Regions from separate parts of the Homo sapiens genome. Here region 2 is linked to region 1. A link is a loop called in an ENCODE intact Hi-C map of the cell type or tissue named here. Cell type or tissue: lower leg skin. All regions are shown on one strand. Links, peaks and the distances in the headings refer to the core of each region. The heading gives the core; the rest is flanking DNA. Region 1 has its middle 31 kb from the start of PEX5. Region 2 has its middle 19 kb from the start of CD163L1.

What was found. A loop is a pair of places that touch in the nucleus more often than their neighbours do. Peaks named below come from ENCODE experiments on the same cell type or tissue, not always from the same donor. Only the 100,000 strongest peaks of a DNase experiment are listed, where the experiment ranks them.
Region 2: it touches region 1 in a loop (6-fold over the local background); 79 of 110 quality-filtered maps call a loop at or near these places.

Annotation. Positions count from the first base shown.
Region 1 is chr12:7,214,458-7,226,641 of GRCh38, forward strand. It overlaps a transcript of PEX5 not described here. Among named protein-coding and RNA genes, the nearest start is that of PEX5, 31 kb to the left of the region's middle. In lower leg skin, for the core only: no CTCF peak of the experiment used is centred there; a DNase peak (open chromatin) is centred at 5,377.
Region 2 is chr12:7,458,093-7,468,901 of GRCh38, forward strand. No RefSeq gene overlaps it. Among named protein-coding and RNA genes, the nearest start is that of CD163L1, 19 kb to the left of the region's middle. In lower leg skin, for the core only: no CTCF peak of the experiment used is centred there; no DNase peak of the experiment used is centred there.

The sequences.
Region 1 (12,184 bases), core at 2,862-7,861:
TCACAAGAACAAAAAACCAAACACTGCATGTTCTCACTCATAGGTGGGAATTGAACAATAAGAACACATGGACACAGGAAGGGGAACATCACACTCTGGGGACTGTTGTGGGGTGGGGGGAGGGGGGAGGGATAGCATTAGGAGATATACCTAATGCTAAATGACGAGTTAATGGGTGCAGCACACCAGCATGGCACATGTATACATATGTAACTAACCTGCACATTGTGCACATGTACCCTAAAACTTAAAGTATAATAATAATAAAATAAAAAAAGAATTATTCTCTTAAAAAATTGTGAATGTTACATTATTCATGTTTTTACATTAAAAACATGAATAGATGTTGAAACTAATTTCTTTGGAAATCTTCGGATATAGACTATTACCTATTAATATAATACTGATAATGATATCAGTATTATATTAGTCAAAAGTTCTAAATTCATCTTGGGATTTTAGAAATTATATTGAAGCTAGCATCAATGAGCAATACAATTATTGTTGATAACCCAAATTTATCAGAGACGTGGCATCTTAAAATTTTACTCAGATTATGCATTTGGGTGACTTTGTAGTCCGCAAAATTTGCAGTCACTAAGGCTAAGGTTAAGAAAACTATTTTATAAATGGACAAAGGACATGAACAGACACTTTTCAAAATAAGACATTCATTTGGTCAACAAATAAATGAAAAAATGCTCAACATTACTAATGAAATGCAAATCAAAACCACAATGAGATACCATCTCACACCAGTCAGAATGACTATTATTAAAAAGTCAAAAAAGTAACATGTTAGTGAGGTTGCAGAGAGAAGGGGACTTATACTCTGTTGGTGGGAGTGTAAATCAGTTCAGCCACTGTGGGAAGCAGTTTGGAAATTTCTCAAAGAACTTAGAACTACCATTTGACCAAGTAGTCCCATTACAGAGTATATACCCAAAGGAGAATAAATCACTACCCAAAAGACACATGCACTCATATGTTCATTGCAGCAGTATTCATGATAGCAACGACGTGGAATCAACCTGGATGCCCATCAATGGTGGACTGGATAAAGCAAATGTGATACATATGCAATATAGAATACTATGCATCCGCGAAAAAGAACAAAATCACGACCTTCGCAGCAGCATGGTTGCCGCTGGAGGCCATTATCCTAAGCAAATTAACACGGGAACAGAAAACCAAATACCACAGATTCTCACTTATAAGTGACAGCTAAACATTTAGTACACATGAACATAAAGATAGGAACGGCAGACACTGCAGACTACCAGAGAGGTGGAGGGGGATGAAGGTTGAAAAACTGTTGGGTACTATGCTCACTCTTCTGGGTGACGGGATCATTTGTACACCAAACCTCAGCGACATGCAGTTTATCCATGTAACAAACCTGCATGTGTACTTCAGAACCTGGAATAAAAGTCAAAAACAAAACAAAAGCCATTTTACAAAGACGCGATTTAAATTATTTGTAATCAATTTAAATATATTAATTAAATTAAAAAAAAATTTTTTTTTGAGATGGAGTTTCACTCTTGTTGCCCAGGCTGGAGTGCAATGGCACGATCTCGGCTCACTGCAACCTCTGCCTCCCCGGTTCAAGCGATTCTCCTGCCTCAGCCTCCCGAGTAGCTGCTATTACAGGCGCCTGCCACCATGCCAGGCTAATTTTTGTATTTTTAGTAGAGACAAGGTTTCACCACATTGGCCAGGCTGGTCTTGAACTCCTGACGTCAGGTGATCCACCCGCCTTAGCTTCCCAAAGTGCTGGGATTACAGGCGTGAGCCACCGTGCCCGGCCCAAATTCCTTAAACACTCACACCCATATATACATTACCTACTCTTAAATAATGACAAAGGTAATAACAACTTACTTTATCTCCAGGGCAAGTGTAAGTGATTTAAATTTCATTTAATCTAGTATTTTAGAAAGGAAAATCCAAACTCTTGCATAAGCTGTAATACCATGTTTGCATTTTTATTTTACACTGTGGGAAAAATGGGAGAGAATATTTATATAGAACTATTGTATGTCCAAAGTTCACAAATTGATTTACTTTGGAGTAAAATTGAATTATCATATTTATTTTACGATCATAACTTCTATTTTTTGTTTTTAAGATCTTAGGACAAAAAGGTTTGTAAATAAAATATCTTTCAATCTGTAACTATATATTTGAATGAAATTTAGACCCAGAACCTGGAATAAAAGTCAAAAACAAAACAACTTTTAGAAACTTAGACCCAAAACTTTTTGTATTATTTTTATTTTCTCTTTAGTCTTTACGTGACTATTAATCACTAGCCTATTGCCCATTTGTATTTCTTTTGTATTTTTTCTTGTAACACAGCAGGGACCCTGAAGTCATTAAACCAAAGTAAGATTTCCTTTATTTCCATCCAACAACTTTTTAAAGGAGATAAAGTGTTTGTGTTAGAGAATAGGAATGTTTAATCTTTTGTTAATAAATTATTACTTTATTCACACTAATTCATACGTGTTTATTTTTTTTCTTCACATCAATGTAGTAGTTACTTTTAACCATGACTTTATAATTCAAAGTAATCCAGTGTTTCATTTGAAAAAACCTTTCCCAAGTAGAAAACCTTCATTTTAAGATTTAGTTCTATGAACTATCAGCCCATGGGGAATATTAACATATTTAGTAGATTTGGGCAAATTAAGGTGGTGACAATTAAGAATGTGTTCTCATTTTCCAAGTAGGAAAGTTTTTCGTAAAGGGCAAGTGCATTTAAAGCATTCAGAGTTTGGTTTGGGATTTACCTTTTCTTGGGAAGTATATTAGTTATATCTTGCTGCATAAAAACCACTCCAAAATTTAGTGGCTTAAAACAACAATAATTAATTATCTCTGACTATTCTGTGGATTGGCAATCTGGGCGCTTCTTCGCTGTACTCACCGGGGAACATTCATGGGGCCACCTGCCGTCATTTGATGCCTCAACTAGGGCTGGGATGTTCCAAGGTGGAGGAGAATTCCTCAGTAGGTGAGACGGCCTCGTTACAGCATGGTGGTCTCAGGGTGTCAAAATGACAGAGCAGGAACTGCAAAGCCTCTCAAAAGCAAGTCTCTGGATCTCACACAATCTCACTCCTGTCACCTTTCATTGGTCAAAACAAATTATTTATTTTACAAGGCTCTGCCTTTGGTCCCACAGGCAGGAGGTCAGACTGCTGCATCAGGGCAGGCATAACTGGGGCCGCCTGTCCCTGTGGAGAATGACCCTTGGTGGCCTGGGCTGGCTGCAGGGGCTTTGCAGCCTCCACCCATACACCCAAGCTGGAAATGACTTAGGGGGCCAACAGGGACACTATAGGCCCTGCTGCATAGCGAGTGTCCTGCATGTGCACCTGTACATTCCTCCCCTCCCTGAGTTGTACGGGCTGCACTGTGCCTTTACCCTAAGTCCCTTCACAGTCAGTCCCTGGCTGTTGTCCCTTTGTGGTGGTCAGCAAGAGACGTGCAGTTTCAGTTCCATGCAGAGTGGGATGGCAACTTCAGGGAGGGGAGTTAGTTAGTCTAACTAATATCAGTTAGACGTTATTTTACTTATAAGTTCAACCCTGAATCAAGGGTGTGAAGAAATAGACTCCATCTCTTGATGGGGAGATGGAGAGAGAAGAAATGACACACTGCAAAGAGATGTGGATACAGGGAGGTATGATTTATTGACGATTATTATGATAGTGACCTATCACCAGTAGCCTTTAAGAGTCCTTCCAGGATTCATATAGATGCTTAATGGTCTTTCTTATATCAACTAAAGTAGGAATTCATTGCAATTGAGACACTTTCTGGTCTTTAAATATAAGAATATTCTAGAGACGGGCAAACTATTCTAGGTCAAAGTTTCCTCAAGTGGAAACTGTACGACTGGGTTTTATTCAATTTACCCATTTGTTTTTCTTTAGAAATATACAGCCTCTGCAGACACTGCTTCTGAATGAACGGGCTGGAGTTTCCTTGGGATCCTGAACTCATATTGGATTCTCTACCTACCATCTTGGACAATTCATGTAGGAAAACAAATCCTCATTTGTTCAAACAATAGATGAAAATTATTAAAGTTTTGACACATATTAAATGGCGGCCTTGTGTTTCAAAGAAAAGGAAAGAGATAGTTGAATCAGGGTAAAACAACCCACTCACAACCTTAGGCTAAGACACTCACACAGCTTGTCTTCTAGCAAACTGCGTATTTAATCTGCTAAGGCAATGGGGACCTTGTCTTGAGATAGAACTGCCACTCAGGGTCATATCTTTTGTTCTCCTCTAAACTCTACTCTAGTTGAAGTTTTCTAACAATCTGGGAACCCTTATCCCCCAATCCCTGCAGAATGGCTTAATCTAACACGTCGTAAAGAAGGAAACTTCTTGTCTTAACTTGGTTTAAAAAATCTTTCTAACGACACAATTTTCAAAGGCTTCATCAGTTTAAAAAGATTATTGTGCTGACTCCATTAGCAATATCTGGCAGCCGCTACTAGGCAGCAAAACCTACCATGACTACCACTATTATATATTTGCAGTTCTCTTACTTTTTGGTGTTTTTTTGAAAAAAATTTTTTAATTTTTGTAGGTACATAGTAGGTATATATATTTATGGGCTACATGAGATATTTTGATACAGGAATGCAATATGTAATAAACACAGGGTAAATAGGGTATCCATTACCCAAGCATTTATCCTTTGTGTTACAGACACTCCAGTGATATTCTTTTAGTTATTTATAATGTATAATTAATTATTTTTGACTATAGTCACCATGTTGTGTTAGAGAATACTAGGTCTTATTCATTCTTTATAATTATTCTTTTGTACCCATTAACCATCCTCACTCCCCCCCACCCACCCCACTACCCTTCCTAGCCTCTGGTAACCATCCTTCTACTCTATCTCCGTGAGTTCAGTTGTTTTAATTTTTACTTCCCACAAATAAGTGAGAACATGTGACGTTTATCTTTCTTTGCCTGGTTAATTTCACTTAACATAATGACCTCCAGTTCCAACCATGTTGTTGCAAATGACAGGATCTCATTCTTCTTTATGGTGTTCTCAAAGCCAAAATATCTTCAATTGTTTGGACCATACTAGAAGCAGGCACAAAGTCAGACAGCCTTCAACATTCAAACAGAAATGGACACCAACACTCTTCTGGCCCGTATTTGGGCTCACTTAGGAAGTTAAAATGAGATCTATAATCTCAATGTTTTTGTTTGAATAGCTGACCTAACAGTGGAAGAAGACAACATGATAGGCATATGTGTTCCAGGTAAGAGAAAGAAAAAAGCATCAATCATAGGAGTCCAAACTATTTGGAATTGCCAACTCTGGCACTAAACAGCAGATGGCGCCAAAGGACCTTAGTAGCAACCAAGAGATTTGCTGCCATCTCTCTTTCTGCTTTCTCCTCCATCTACCCAAGATTGCTAGGCCTCAAGGTCTGGAGTTAAGAGCATAGGTTCAGGAGTCTGACTGCCCACCTTCACAGTACCACATTTGCTACTTGGGTGACCTTAGATGACTGACTTAACTTGGTTTTCCTCTTTGCAGAATAGGAATGTTAAGAAAAACCCTACCTCCCAGGGTTATTGGTAAGATTAGAATAATTATTACATATCATCATAAGGAATAGTTCCTGCCATATAAGTTTAAAAAATGTTAGCTATTACTCACTGAAACGCATTCCTTTCTATATTTTAACATCTTCAGTGGCATCTAATCTTGATGCATTGCCACCTCTCCTTTAATCCCCACCTAGGCTCCGTGGGGAACTTCCTATGACAAATTGACTAGGAAAAAAATTCAGGTCTGATTTACAGATGGTTCTGATGATATGCTGGTACCTCCTAAAAGTGGATGACCACGGCATTATAGAATTCCCCAAGGGTGATCCTGAAAGGCAGTTAGGAAGAAATATCTTCTTAATGGTCAGAACTTTGAGCAGTGCACTTAGCTGTCCATTTTACCTGGAAGGAGAAAGGCCAGAAGTTATGGATCTAAGCTGATTCACGGGTAGTGGCGGATGGTTTGGCTCTATGTTCAGGGACTTAGGGAGGACTGACTATGAATTAGAGAAGAAGCATGTAGATCAATCTTTTGTAAGGGCACAGGTGTGGAGATATTCGTGTTCCATGTGAATGCTCACTAAATGTCATCTGTTATAGAGGTGGTGCTCAAAAGTCATCTTGGCAAGATGACCTTTTTTGTGAATGGCAACCAGCTGCTTTCCCAAGCCACTTCAGTGCTGCTCATTGGACCAATGAACAGGGTGATGATATTAGATCTCTTCCATCATGGATAAGGACAAGATTATTTTCCTCACTAGAATAGATACTTACTTGATATGGATTTGTCTTTCTTGTGCATGACATTTCTGCTGCCACTATGATTCTTGGATGTATTGAATTCTTATCCACCATGATGGTATCCTATGTAATACTGCTTCTGTACTACGAATTCATTGTACAGCAAAAAACCCAGGCAATATGTTCATACCCATGTTATTCAACAATCTTACGTATATCATTTCATCACTCAGAAGTAACTGGCCTGATAGAATTATGAAATAGTTTGTTGACAACTCAATTATGGCATCAGCTGAGTGACAATGCCATGAGGGGTTAGGGTTCTGTCCTATAAGATGTAGTGTCTGATCAGAATCAGTGACCAATATATGGTAGTTTCTCTCCCATAGTCAGAAAATATAGGTCTAGGAACAAACGGGTGGAAGGAGAAGTGGCTTTCTTCATTGTTATCTATTATCCACACACAAAATGTGTGCTTTTTGTTCCTGCAACTTTGGAAACTTTGATTTAGATTCTTAGTTCTCAAGGGATGAATACGTCTACCAGGGTACATAATTATGATTCCATTGAACTGGAAGTTGAGACATCACCTGATTATTTTGGGCTTCTTGTTTATTCTGTTGTCTCTACAGCATCCTTCAAGATCAGCTCATGAGGACTCTCCTTTCACAGTGGTGAAAGGCTAATTAAGCTGTTTTCTCAAGCAAAACAACTCTTTTTACACCTCATCTCTATCCTTATGTCATGTAGACAGTGCTGCAGTTCTTTTTTTCATAGCAAATTTTTCTTCTTGTTTTACTTCTATGTGGTTTTAATTGAAAAGCAGCCAAATGATAAATACACATATAAACATCCTGCCTCCTCTGTTATGTCTGATTAAGACTTAGTAAGAGGCCTCAGGGTCTCCACCTGTTAGTATGTTGTGGTTTGTCTTGTGTATCTTTGGAGACAGGAGAGATGTGTGGCTTGTATACGTTTGTTGGAAATAAACTGCTTCTGTTTTTGAAAATTGGAATTTGCTTTATTTATTGCTGAAAACTTATGCCTTTGAAATGAAAATATAAATTGCCTAAGTAATGTTCTGAAAACCAATTCTTACATAAGATAATTTCTCTTAAATGTCTAGCACAGTGCCATTCAAGCATTCAATAAACATTAGTTGAGTATCGTTTAAGTTATAGACATTGGAAATACAGAGTCACTCCCCTCAAAATCTAGCCTAGAAGAGTAAGTGGCCAGAAATAAATAAGTTAACAATTTCAGGCACCAGAGTAGCAGTAGCTGTGAGGTAAAATGGGGGCATAAGGGAGGTAAGTAGATATAGGCTTTCCCCCAGTCTTGGGCCCTATCAGAGCCCCAGCAGATGCCTGTGGCCTGCAGAGGCCTTAGCATGCCCAGATGAGGAAGGATTCAATAAGGAAAGAAAGAATCTGTTTGCAGACTTGGAGTCTCACTCTTTTTGCCCAGGCTGGAGTGCAGTGGCTCAATCTCAGCTTGCTGCAAACTCTGCCTCCCAGGTTCAAGCAATTCTCCTGCCTCAGCCTCCCGAGTAGCTGGGATTGCAGGCGCACACTACCATGCCTGACTAATTTTTGTATTTGTAGTAGAGACGGGGTTTCACCATGTTGGCCAGGCTGGTCTCCAACTCCTGACCTCAAGTGATCCACCCACCTTGGCTTCCCAAAGTGCTGAGATTATAGGCGTGAACCACCACGCCCGGCCACAGGCAGGACTTCAAAGTGCACCGAAGCTGCATGTGTAGGACAGATCACCTGTGTGGGAGCATGTGGCTTTGAACTCTGAGTACCAGCCAGAGATGGACAATCTTGGATCAGATGCCCAAATTCTGTTCCTCCTCTGTCTTCTGGCTTAAAGATAGAACTGTGGTGTCATTAACCTTGGATTCAATTACCTTAAGAATCTCCACTCACAAGAGCTCAAATTGCTTTGGAGTTGTTAATTACACCAGCTTCTGAACAGAGGTGGATTAATTGTGAAGCTAATGAAGTTTAAGCTTCAGGACCTAAATTTCCCTGCACCAGCTACTTCCAAGGTTCTGGGAGGGGCCCTGACACTGTGTTTGCAAGGGCACATGCTTCTGTAAACTTTGCAAAAGTAAACTATTTTCAATGCAGTTAGTTAAGATGACTCTTTCCACTCCAACCCCCTCTCTGCCATACTTCTCCTTGAACTGGAGAGGGCTGAAGTAGGACCATGGAATTTCATATTGGTAATTTTGTATTCTTTTACTTATAGAGGGTTCCTCGAACTGCACAAACTTTAGTCTCCTCCCTGGATCCATCCCTGGTTCTGATCATGACTACGATTTCCCCCAAGTTGCCATTTAGATTGTATTAATATTAAAATGAGATAAAACAGTCCTTATTATTAAAAGAATGTATTGTCTTTTTTAAGAAAAGAAGCAATTCAGTGAAATTATTATTATTATTATTTTTGAGACAGAGTCTCACTCTCACCCAGGCTGGAGTGCAGTGGCGCGATCTCGACTCAACTGCAACCTCCACCGTGCCAGGCTCAAGCAATTCTCCTGCTTCAGCCCCCCAAGTAGCTGGGACTACAGGCACATGCCACCATGCCTGGCTAGTTTTTGTATTTGTGGTAGAGATGGGGTTTGCCATCTTGGCTAGGCTGGTCTTGAACTCCTGACCTCAGGTGATCCACCCTCCTCGGCCTCTCAGAATGCTGGGATTACAGGCTTGAGCCACTGTGCCAGGCCCAGTGAAATTATTTCTTACCCAAGAAGGCAATTAAAGGAGCCTGTGCATGGAGCACTAAATCTGGGGATCAGATTTGCCAAAAAAATCAAGAAGAAACTGAAGAGGTTTAAAATGCATATATTGCTTTTTCATTAGTATAGGAATGGTGGAAGAATAAAAATAAAATCAAAGATGATGGATTGATTCACCTGGAGGAAAGGAGAGATGATTAAGATTAAGGGTCATGGATCAGGGACAGAGGGGAAGAAATGGGAAGATGACTGTCAGTAGAGACAGACATAAAAAGAAAAAGGAGATGAATGCACGTAGGTCCAGCTGCTTTCAAAAAGAGTTTTAAATCTAGATGCCAGTAAATCAGAAATAAATTGTGACTGGAAGCCAACAAAGTCCAATAGAAGAAGCAAGGCGAGATCTAAGAGAGCTGCTTGGAATGAATATGAAGAAGGAAGCCTGGATCCAGGAAACTACTGAGAAGCACCTTAATGCAAAAGATTCCATCTTCTTTTCAAGTATTCTTTCTATATTATATTCATCAGAATGGGCTAGCTTATGCTGCTGGAACAAGTTAACCCCCAAATCTCCACAGCTCACACACACACCATTTATTTATCACCATGTTACAAACCTGCTGTGGTTGGTGGAGGACTTGGCTCCACATAGTAACTCAGGGACCCAGGTTGACCTGGGCTCCACCATCTTGTAGATGCACCATCTGGAACATGTAGTTGCTAGGGCAGCGGAAGAGAGAGACTGGAGCATCTTACTTGGACTTTTCACTGCCTCCACATGGAAGTGACACACATGACATCCATTCACACTTTATTGGCCAGAACTTGTCATTGGGGATTTGGAAAATAAATATTTAATGAGTATTCCTGTGTATGCTGCCTCCTATCTGAATCTTGATAGTGATGCTGTCAGTTTTTTCTTGCCTTGGAGAGGCTTCTGAGGTGTAGTTTCATGCAGAAATTGGATGCAGTCTGAGCCTCCCCAGAGTGGGATTTGAATACATTTTGTATTTGATTGCTTTGACCGGTAGGGTCTCCAGTTTAGTCGGTGCTGAGGGTGATTACTCGAATTTTGTGTCTCCCTCCTTCCCTACCTCCAATGTCCCCTGAGGGTCATTAACTTTAGGATTATTTTCATTCTATGTTCATGCATTCATTTCTTTATTTATCCAACATTTATTAAGCTCTTACTGTGTGTTATGGCTTTACTTGGCCCTGCAGATTCAACGAAGACTAAGACACAGTTCTTATTCTCAAGAAGCTCCCACTTTGGAGACGGTAAGCAAGTTAATACAGATTACATAGACATGCCAGCAATTTCTAGCTGGAAGGATCGGGAAGGACTCCATGTAGGTGACAGCTCAGTGGATTCATAAACTTGGGGAGATTTAGGAATTTATCATCTGTAGGAGGCTTAAAAATGTATACACAAGAACTTGGATATGCATAAATGTAGTGTTCTCTACTTTTTTTCTTTTCTCTTTTTTTTTTTGTATATTTTTATTTTACATTTGAAAAAGACTCAGAGGTGTGAAGAAACTTGTCAAGATCCTTCCTATATATTGGTTTAGGTGAGGCCTGGTTTTAAATCCAACCCAACTTTGTCTGGCTCTGAAAACTGGGCTCTTAGCCACCACATGATTCTGCTACCTAATCATCTATATGTTCCTATCTTTTCCTTTTTTACCAGAATAAAAGAGAAAAAGGGGGAAAAACCCCATTTTTTTCAAGCAAGGATTAATTTTTAATGACATCCTTTCCTGTGTTAAATGTGAAGTCTCTTTTGTCTCAATGCCAGTCAAGTATTTAGTTTTCAGTTTCTTTATACTATTTGTATTCAAAATATACTTGATCTTAAAAAAGTAGGGGAACACTTAATTTGGTCTGTTTTCAGATTCCTCCCATTAATTTGGCAAACATTCAAAATGGTCAGATGATTTAATTACTTATTATTTTTATGAGTTTAGTTATTCTAAAGTAGTTTCCAACCTATGGATCTTAGTTTCTAAGAGTCTTTTTTATTTTATTATTATTATTTTATTATTGTTATTATTATACTTTAAGTTCTAGGGTACATGTGCACAATGTGCAGGTTTGTTACATATGTGTACATGTGCCGTGTTGGTGTGCGGCACTCGTTAACTCGTCATTTGCATTAGGTATATCTCCTAATGCTATCCCTCCCCCCTCCCCCCACCCCACAACAGGCCCCGGTGTGTGATGTTCCCCACCCTGTGTCCAAGTGTTCTCATTGTTCAATTCCCACCTATGAGTGAGAACATGCGGTGTTTGCTTTTCTGTCCTTGCGATTGCTCAGAATGATGGTTTCTAGCTTCATCCATGTCTCTACAAAGGACATGAACTCATCCTTTTTTATGGCTGCATAGTATTCCATGGTGCATATGTGCTACCTTTTCTTAATCCAGTCTATCATTGATGGACATTTGGGTTGGTTCCAAGTCTTTGCTATTGTGAATAGTGCCACTATAAACATACATGTGCATATCTCTTTATAGCAGCATGATTTATAATCCTTTGGTTATATGCCCAGTAATGGGATGGCTGGGTCAAATGGTATTTCTAGTTCTAGATCCTTGAGGAATCGCCACACTGTCTTCTACAATGGTTGAACTAGTTTACAGTCCCACCAACAGTGTAAAAGTGTTCCTATTTCTCCACATCCTGTCCAGCACCTGTTGTTTCCTGACTTTTTAATGATTGCCATTCTAACTGGTATGAGATGGTATCTCATTGTGGTTTTGATTTGCATTCTCTGATGGCCAGTGATGATGAGCATTTTTTCATGTATCTGTTGGCTGCATAAATGTCTTCTTTTGAGAAGTGTCTGTTCATATCCTTTGCCTTCTTTTTGATGAGGCTGTTTGATTTTTTTCTTGTAAATCTGTTTAAGTTCTTTGTAGATTCTGGATATTAGCCCTTTGTCAGATGGGTATATTGTAAAAATTTTCTCCCATTCTGTAGGTTGCCTGTTCTGTCTGACGGTAGTTTCTTTTGCTGTGCAGAAGCTCTTTAGTTTAATTAGATCCCATTTGTCTGTTTTGGCTTTTGTTGCCATTGCTTTTGGTGTTTTAATCA
Region 2 (10,809 bases), core at 1,569-6,568, 240 kb after region 1:
TGAAAGTTTTTCCTCTAAGATCAGGAATACAAGGATGTTCACTCTCACCACATTTATTCAAGATAGTTATGGAAGTCTAGCCAGAGCAATGAGACAAGAGAAATAAATAGCATCCAAATAGAAAAAAAGTAAAACTGTTTCTGTTTGCCGATGACATTATCTTACATATAGAACATCCTAAAAAGGGCCAGGCGCAGTGGCTCACGCTGTAATCTCAGCACTTTGGGAAGCCGAGATGGGAGGATTGCTTGAGGCCAGGAGTTCAAAACTAGCCTGGGCAACATGGTGAAACCCTGTCTCAGCTAAAATTACAAAAATTAGCTGGGTGTGGTGGCGCATGCCTGTAATCCCAGCTACTCCAGAGGCTGAGGCATGAGAAATCGCTTGAGCCTGTGAGGCGGAGGTTGCAATGAGCTGAGATCTCACCACTGCACTCCAAGCGGGGCAACAGAGTGAGACTCTATCTCAAAAAAAACAAAAATCCACCAAAAACTATTCAAATTGATAAATTCAGTCAACTTGTAGAGTACAAAATTAGTACACAAAAATCAGTAACATTTCTCAGCACAAGCAACAAACTATTTGAAAAAGAAATCGGCCGGGTGTGGTGGCTCACGCCTGTAATCCCAGCACTTTGGGAGGCTGAGGCGGGCGGATCACGAGGTCAGGAGTTCGAGACTAGCCTGACCAACATGGCGAAACCCCATCTCTACTAAAAATACAAAAATTGGCCGGGCGTAGTGGCGTGTAGCTGTAATCCCAGCTACTCAGGAGGCTGAGGCAAGAGAACTGATTGAACCTGGGAGGCGAGGGTTGCAGTAAGCCAAGATCACGCCACTGCACTCCAGCCTGGGCAACAGAATGAGACTCTGTCTCAAAAAAAAAAAAAAAAGAAAGAAAAAGAAATTAAGAAACCAACCCCATTCACAATGCCATAAACAAAATAATGAAGAGTAACTTTAATCAAGGATGTGAAAAATCGATATATGGAAAACAATAACATTGATGAAAAATTGTAGACAACTTAAATAAATGCAGAGTTATCAAGTGTTCATAGGTTGGAAGAACTAATATCGTTAAAGTATCCATATTACCCAGAGCAATCTTCAGACTCAATGTGATCCCATCAAAATTTCACAGAAATAGAAACAATTCTAAAATTTGAATGGAACCACAAAAGACCTCCAATAGCCAAAGCAATCATGAGCAAAAATAAAAAAGCTAAAGGCATCATAGTACCTAACATCAAAATTGATCACAAAGCTATAGTAATTAAAACAGAGTGGTTCTGGCATAAAAACAGACACGTTGGTCAGAGGAACAGGACAGAGAGCCAAGAAATATGGTCAATTTACTTTTTATAAAGGTGCCAAGAACACACAATGGAGAAAGAATAGTCTCTGTATTAAATAGTTTTGGGGAACCTGGATATCCACAAGAATCATGAAATGTGACCCTTACCTAACACCATATACAAAAATAAACTCAAAATGGATTAAAGACTTTAATGGTTGGAGGTGGAGATATGGCCAAACAGAACCCTCCAGCAATTGTGCCCCTGCAGGAACACTAAATTGAACAAATATCCAAGCAAGAAAGCACATTTATAAGAACAAACAAAACAGAACAAACAGGTGAGAGGTCATGGTACCTGGTTTAAACATAATCACAAGGAAAGAGACACTGAAGAAGGTAGAAAGGACAGTCCTGCGTTGTCTACACTACCCAACCCCAGCCTCAGGCAACACAGCATGGAGGGAAAATCTGTGTGCTTAGGGGAAGAAGAGTGAAGTGAGTGTGAGACTTTGCATTGCAGCTCAGTGCCACCCTCTCACAGTGGAACTCAACACCAGGCAGCATTCTGCCAGTGCCCATTTGGACCAGCACTGGGCCAGAGGGGAATCCTTCATCCCAATGGAAGAAAACTGAGTCCCAGCCAGCTTCACCACTGGCTGACTACAATGGCTGGGACCTCTAATAAATTCAAGTGGCAGTCAGGCCACAGTGACGGCAGTCTTTGGGCAAGCCTTGGTGCTGTACTGGTCTTGGAGGCAGTGGGCTTGGAATATGACAGTGTGACACCAGCTGTGTGGCCATGGGAGTGCCTGCATCACCTCTCCCTCAACTCCAGACACTGCAGTATGTGGAGAGACTCCTTCCTTTTCGGGGAAGAAGATGGAGGAATATGGAGGACTTTGGCAACTCAGGTACCTGTTGAGCCACAGTAAAATAAAGCACCAGGCAGATTCTTGACGATCTCAGTTCCAAGACTTTCCTCCTGAATAGCATTTCTAGGCCCACCCCAGGCCAAAAGGGAATCCACTGTTCTGGTGGGACAGACCCAGCCCTAGCAGAATTCCCCAGCTGCTGACTAAAGGTAGCGGTGGGTCTTAAATAAACATCAGTGGTAGCCAGGTAGTAGTGTCCGCAGACTTTGGGTAAGCCCAAGTACTGTGTCGGTCTGGAAGGCCATTGGCCTCAGGTGTGACTCAGTGTGGTGCCAGCTGTGGTGGCCATGAGAGTGCCTGAATCATGCCTTTCACAGCTCCAGACAGCCCAGCATAGAAAGAGACTCCTGCTTGGGGAAAACTGAAGAAAGAGAGCAAGAGAATCCACCTGGGAACCCAGGGAACTCTCTTTTATCTTCCCCAAGTCCACCAAGGCTGTGTATCTGAGTCTGCAAAAATTGTAGCATTCTGAGGCTTAGGGTTCCCCCTAGTGCTGAGAGGCTGCCATGACCACAGGCTTAGGTAACAACACTCAAACCCATTTGAATTCTCTGTCTCTTTTTTTTGTTTAACTTTTATTTTAAGTTCAGGGGTTCATGTGCAGGTTTGTTACATAGATAAAGCTGTGTCATGGGGGCTTGTTGTACAGCTTATTTTATCACCCAATAGCCTACCCTTAACACCCAGGTATTAAGCCTAGTACCCATTAGTTATTTTTCCTGATCCTCTCCCTCTTCCCACCTTCTACCTTCCGAAAAACCCAGTGTGTGTGGCTCCCCTTTATGTGTTCGTGTGTTTTCATCATTTAGCTCCAACTTGTAAGTGAGAACACGTGGCATTTGGTTTTCTGTTCCTGACTTAGTTTGCCAAGAATAATGTCCCTGCAAAGGACTTAGTCTCACTGCATAGAATTCCTTGGTGTATACGTATCACATTTTCTTTATCCAGTCTTCCATTGATGAGCATTTAGGTTGATTACGTGTCTTTGCCGTTGTGAATGTGTTGCAGTGAACATACACGTGAATGTGTCTTTATAACAGAATGACTTATATTCCTTGGGTATATACGAAGTAACGGCATTGCTGAGTCAAATGGTATTTCTGTCTTTAAGGTCTTTGAGGAATCGCCACACTGTCTTCCATAATGGCTAAACTAATTTACACCCTCACCAACAGCATTCTTTTCCTTCCACAACCTTGCCAGCATCCGTTATTTTTTGACTTTTTAATAATAGTCATTCTGACTGGTGTGAGATGGTATCTCATTGTGGCTTTAATTTGCATTTCTCTAATGATCAGCGATATCAAGCTTTTTTCATATGCCTGTTGGCTGCATGTACATCTTCTACTAAGAAGTCTCTGTTCATGTCCTTTGTCCACTTTTTAATGGGGTTGTTTTTTTCTTGTAAATTTAAGTTCCTTATAGATGCTGGATATTAGACCTTTGTTGGATGCATAGTTTGCAAAATTTTTCTCCCATTCTGTAGGTTGTCTGTTTACTCTCTTGATAGTTTATTTTGCTGTGCAGAAGCTCTTTAATTAGATTCAATTTGTCTGTTTTTGTTTTTGTTGCAATTGCTTTTGGCATCTTCATCATGAAAGCTTTGCCCTGCCCATGTCCTGAACTCTATTGCCTAGGTTGTCTTTCAGGGTTTTTACAGTTTTGGGTTTTGCATTTAAATCTTTAATCCACCTTGTGTTAATTTTTGTGTATAGTGTAAGGAAGGAGTCTAGTTTCAATCTTCTGCATATGACTAGCCAGTTATCCCAGCACCATTTTTTTTTTTTTTTGAGACAGAGATTCACTCTGTTGCCCAGGTTGGAGTGCAGTAGTGCGATCTTGGCTCACTGCAATGTCTGCCTCCTGGGGTCAAGCAATTCTCGTGCCTCAGCCTCCCAAGCAGCTGGGATTACAGGCACCTGCCACCATACCTGGCTAATTTTTGTATCTTTTGTAGAGACAAGGTTTCGCCATATTGGCCAGGCCGGCCTCGAATTCCTGACCTCAAGTGATCCACCCACCTCGGTCTCCCAAAGTGCTGGGATTAGAGGCCTGAGCCACCACACCTGGCCACAGCACCATTTATTGAATAGGGAATCCTTTCTCCATTGCCTGTTTTTATCAGGTTTGTCAGAGATCAGATAGTTGTAGGTGTGTGGTCTTATTTCTGGGTTCTCTATTCTGTTTCATCAGTCTATGTGTCTGTTCTCATACCAGTATCATGCTGTTTTGGTTACTGTATCCCTGTAGTATAATTTAAAGCCAAGTAGCGTGATAACTCCAGCTTCATTCTTTTTACTTAGGATTGCTTTGGCTATTCAGACTCCTTTTTGGTTCCATATGAATTTCAAAATAGTTTTTTTCTAGTTCTGTGAAGAATGTCAATGGTGGTTCAACAGAAATAGCATTGAACTATAAATTGCTTTGGGCATTGTTTTAGTTCATTCTCACACTGCTATAAAGAACTGCCCATGACTGGGTAAGTTATAAAGAAAAGAGGTTTAATTGACTCACAGTTCTGCATGGCTGGGGAGGCCTCAGGAAACTTACAATCATGGTGGAAGGGGAAGCAAATACATCCTTCTTCACAGGATGGCAGGAGAGAATGAGAGCAGAGTGAAGGGGGAAGCTTCTTATAAAACCATCAGCTCTCAAGAGACTCACTCATTATCAGAACGGCATGGTGGAAACTGCCCCCATGATTCAATGATCTCCACCTGGTCCCACCCTTGACACGTGGGGATTATTACAATCCAAGGTGAGATTTGGGTGGGGACAGAGAGTCAAACCATATCAGGCACTATAGCCATTTTAATAATATTGATTCTTTCTATCCATGAGCATGGAATGTTTTTCAATTTGTTTCTTTCATCTCTGATTTCTTTAAGCAGTGGTTTGTAGTTCTCCTTGTAGAGATCTTTCGCCTCCCTGGTTAGCTGAATTCCTAGGCATTATATTCTTTTTGTGGCAATTCTGAATGATAATTGTGTTCCTGATTTTGCTCTCTGCTTGACTGTTGTTGGTGTATAAGAATGCTAATGATGTTTGCACATTTTGTATCCTGAGACTTTGCTGAAGATATTTATGAGTGTAAGAAGCTTTTGGGCTGAGACTATGGGGTTTTGTAGATATAGGATTATGTCGCCTGCAAACAGAGATAGTTCGGCTTCCTCTCTTCCTGTTTGGATGCGCTTTATTTCTTTCTCTTGCCTGATTGGCCTGGCCAGAACTTCCAATACTATGTTGAATAGGAGTGTGAGAGAGGGCATCCTTGTCTTGTGCTGGCTTTCAAGGTGAATGCTTCTAGCTTTTGCATATTCAGTATGATGTTGGCTGTGGGTTTGTCATAGATGGCTCTTATTATTTTGAGGTATGTTCCTTCAACAACTAGTTTATTGACAGTTTTTAGCATAAATCGATGATGAATTTTATTGAAAGTCCTTTCTGCACCTATTGATATAATCATGTGGTTTTTGTCTTTAATTCTGTGTATGTGATGAATCACATTTATTGATTTGCATATGTTGAAGCAATCTTGCATCACAAGGATGAGGCCTACTTGATCGTAGTGGATAAGCTTTTTGATGTGCTGCTGGATTCAGTTTGCCAGTATCTTGTTGAGGATTTTTGCATCGATGTTCATCAAGGATATTGGCCTGAAGTTTTCTCTTTTTGTTGTATCTCTGCCAGTTTTTGGTATCAGGATGATGCTAACTTCATAGAATGAGTTAGGAAGGAGTTCCTTCTCCTCAATTTTTTGTAATAGTTTCAATATAAATAGTACCATCTTTTCTTTGCACAGCTGGTAGAATTCAGCTGTGAATCCCTCTATCCCTCTGGTGCTGGGCTTTTTTTTTTTTTTTTTGTTTGGTAGGCTATTTATTACTACCTTAATTTCAGAGCTCATTATTGGTCTGCTTAGGAAATCAATTTCTTCCTGGTTCAGTCTTGGGATGGTGTTGTGTGTTCAGGAATTTATCCATTTCTTCTAGATTTTCTAGTTTATGTGCATAGAGGTGTTCATAATATTCTCTGATGGTTGTTTGTATTTCTGTGGGGTCAGTGGTAATATCCCCCTTATCATTTCTGACTGTGTATGTTTGAATCCTCTCTCTTTTCTTCTTTATTAGTCTAGCTAGTGGTCTATTTTATTAATTTTTTCAAAACGCCAACCCCTGAATTTCTGGATTTTTTGGATGTTCTTTCATGTCTCTATTTTTTTCAGTTCAGCACTGACTGGTAATTTCTTGTGTTCTGCTACTTTTGGAGTTTGTTTGCATTTGGTTCTCTAGTTCTTTTAGTTGTGATATTAGGTTGTTAACGAGATCGGTCTAAGTTTTTGATATGGGAATTTAGTCTTATGAGTTTCCCTCTTAACACTGCTTTAGCTGTGTCCCAGAGATTCTGGTATATTTATCTTTGTTCTCATTAGTTTCAAAGAACTTCTTGATTTCTGCCTTAATTTCATTACCCAAAAGCCATTCAGGATCATGTTATTCAATTTCCATGTAACTGTATGGCTTTGGGTGAATTTCTCTGTCTTAATTTCTAATTTGAATTATTTAAAAGCCCTTTCAAAAAGGATGAATAAAAACAAGCCCAGATTGTGAAGATTGAAATAAACAATCAACTCTGCAATGTCTAGACATTAGTGAATGTTTGCAAGCATCAGGAACATTGAGGAAAATGTGATTTCATTAAGTAGATTAAATAAGGCACCAGTGATTAATTCTAGAGTGATGGAGACATGCAACCTCTCAGACATGGAATTAAAAATAGCTGTCTTTCAGAAGCTCAACAAACTTCAAGATAACACAGAAAAGAAGTACAGAATTCTATCAGAGAAATTTAACAAAGATATTAAATAATTTAAAAAACAAAGCAGATATTCTGGAGCAGAAAAATTCAATTGACAAGCTGGAAAATACAACAGTGTCTCTCAGCAGTATTGATCAAGCAGAATAAAGAATTAATGAGCTTACAAAAGAAGACATTTACACTGCCAACAAACATAAAAAAAGCTCAACATCACTGTTCATCAGAAAAATGCAAATCAAAACCACAATAAGATACCATCTCATGCCAGTCAGAATGGCAATTATTAAAAAGTCAGGAAATAATAGATGCTGGTGAGGGACACTTTTACACTGTTGGTGGGAATGTAAATTAGTTCAACCATTGTGGAAGACAGTATGGTGATTCTTCAAGGATCTAGAACCAGAAATACCATTTGACCCGGCAATCCCATTACTGGATATATACCCAAACGAATATAAATCATTCTACTATAAGGACACATGCACAGGTATGTTTATTGCAGCACTATTTGCAATAGCAAAGACTTGGAGCCAACCCAAATGCTCATCAATGATACACTGGATAAAGAAAATGTGGCACATTTACCCCATTGAATACCATGAAGCCATAAAAAGGAATGAGTTCATGTCCTTTGCAGGGACATGGATGAAGCTGGAAGCCATCATCCTCAGCAAACTAACACAGGAACAGTAAACCAAACAATACATGTTCTCACTCATAAGTTGCAGTTGAACATTGAGAACACATGGACACAGGGAGGGGAACAACACACATCAGAGCCTATTGGGAGGTGGGGAGTCAGGGGAGGGAACTTAGAGGATGGGTCAATAGTTACAGCAAACCACCATGGCACACATATACCTATGTAACCAACCTGCACATTCTGCCCATGTATCCCATTTTTTTAGAAGACGTAAAGAAAAAAAAGAATTAGTGAGCTTGAAAATAGCTATATTAAAAAGACAGAGTCCAAGGAGAAAAAAAGAGTTAAAAGGAGTGAAAACACCTACAAGTTCTAGAAAATACCCTCAAAAGGGCAAATCTAAGAGTTATTGGCCTTAAAAAGGATGTAAAATAAGAGATCAGTGAAGAAGTTTTATTCAAAGAAATAGCAACTTTTCAAACCTAGAGGAAGATTTGAATACCCAGGTACATAAAGCTCAAAGAAGACCAAGGAGATTCAATTCAAATGAGACTACCTCAAGACACAAAATAATCAAACTCTCAAAGTTCAAGGACAAAGTATCCTAAAAGCAGCAAGAGAAAAGAAGCAAATAACATGTAAAGGAACTCTGATACATGTGGCAGTTGACTTTTTAGTGGAAACCTTACAGGCCAAGTGGGATGGGGATAATATATTCAAAGTAGTGAAGAAAAAAACCTCTTCAACTTAGAATGTTATATCCAGCAAAATTATCCTTCAAACATGAAGGAGAAATAAAGACTTTCCAAGACAAACAAAAACCTAAGGGATTTCATTAACATCAGCCCTGCTTTGCAAAAATTTGCTGAAGGGAATTTTTCAGTCTGAAAGATAAGGTGCTAACAAACAACAAGAAATCACCTGAAAGTATAAAACTCACCAGTAAAAGTAAGTACACAAACAAATATAGAACACCTCTGACACTGTAATTGCAGTGTGTAAACCATGCATATATTTAGTATGAAGACTAAAAGACAAGCCTATCAAGAATAATAACAACTACAATGATTTGTTAAATACAGGCAATATAAAAAGATATATAGACAACAACTCAAAAAATGATAAGGGGAGAATAAAGTTAAAGTGTAGATTTTTTAGTTTTCTCTTTGCTTGTTTCCGTTTCTATTATGAGTATAATTAAGTTTTCATCAGCTTAAAAAAATCTGTTATAAGATGTTATTTACAAGCCTCATGGTAACCATGAGAAGAAAAACTAAAATAGATACATAAAAACTAGAAAGCAAAAAACTAAAACATACTACCAGAGAAAATCACTTGTACACAAAGGAAGACAGTAAGAAATGAAGACAGGACCAATGAAACAACTAGAAAACAAATAACAAAATGGCAGTAGTAAGTCCTTTCCTGTCAATAATACATTGACGGTTAATGGACTAAATTCTCCAATTAGAACACATAGAGTGGCTGAATGAATAATAACAAAAAGACCCAACTGCATGCTTCCTACAAGAAATTCACTTTGCCTATATAAACACACATAGACTAAAAATGAAAGGATAGAAAAGATATTCCATGCAAATTTAAACCAAAAAAGAAAAGGGAATAGTCACTCTTATATCAGACAAAATAGATTTCAGGACAAATCTATAAAAAGAAACAAGGAAGATCATTATATAATAATAAAGGAGTCGACTTAGCAAGAGGATATAACAATTGTAAATATATATGCACCCAGTACTGGAGTCCCCAAATACATAAAGCAAATGTTATTAAATGTTATTAAGTTAAAGAGAAATAAACCCAATACAACTGAAGTTGGGAACTTCAATATTCCACTTTCAGCACTGGATAGATCATCACAACAGAAAATCAACAAAGAAACATCAGAGTTAATCTGCACTATAGACTAAATAGACTTAAGAGACATTTATAGAACATTTCATTCAGGAGCTTCAGAATACACATTCTTCTCAGCACTTAGAATATTCTTCAAGATAGACCACATGTTAGAGGACAAAACAAGCCTCAAGAAGTTCAAAGAAATTGAGATCATATCAATTTTTTTTTCTGACCACAGTAGAAAAAAACTAGAAATCAGTAACAAAAGTAACATTGGAAACTATAAATACACAGATATTAAAAAATATGCTCTTGAATGAACATTGGTCAATGAAGAAATTAAAAATAAAATTTAAAAATTTTGTGAACAAATGAAAATGGAAACAAAACATACCAAAACTTATTGGATACATCAAAAGCAATATTAAGAAGAAAATATATATCAATAAACACATCCATCAAAAAGGTAGAAAGACTTCAAATAAGCAACCTAATCATGCATCTTAAAAAACTGGAGCAAAAACAAGAGCAAATCAAAGCCGAAATTAGAAGATGAAACAAAATAATAAAAATCAGAGCAGAAATAAATAAAATTAAAATGAATAAAACAATACAAAAGATCAACAAATCAAACAGTTGGTTTTTTGAAAATTAAACAAAATTAACAAACCTTTAGTTTAGTAAGCTAGACTAAGAAAAAGAGGGAGAATCCGAATAAATAAAGTCAGAGATGAAAAAGAAGACATGAAAATTATTACTGCAGAAATTCGAAGGATCATTAGTGGCAACTATGACTAACTATAAGCTAATAAATTGGAAAATCTAGAAGACATGGACAAACTCCTAGACACATACAACCTACGAAGATTGAACAATAAAGAAATCCAAAACCTGAACAGATCAATAACAATAATAAGATTGAAGCCATAGTAAAAAATCTCCCATTAAAAAATAAAAATTCTGGGATCCAATGGGTTCAATGCTGATTCTGCCAAGCATTTAAAGAAGAGAACTAATACCAATCTTACTCAAACTATTCCAAAAAATAGAGGAGGAGTGAATACTTCCAAACTCATTGTATAAGTGTAAATTAGTTCAACCATTGTGGAAGACAGTGTGGCGATTCCTCAAGGATCTAGAACTAGAAATACCATTTGACCCAGTAATCCCATTACTGGGTATATACCCAAATGATTATAAATCATTCCACTATAAACACACATGCACACGTATATTTATTGCAGCACTATTCACAATAGC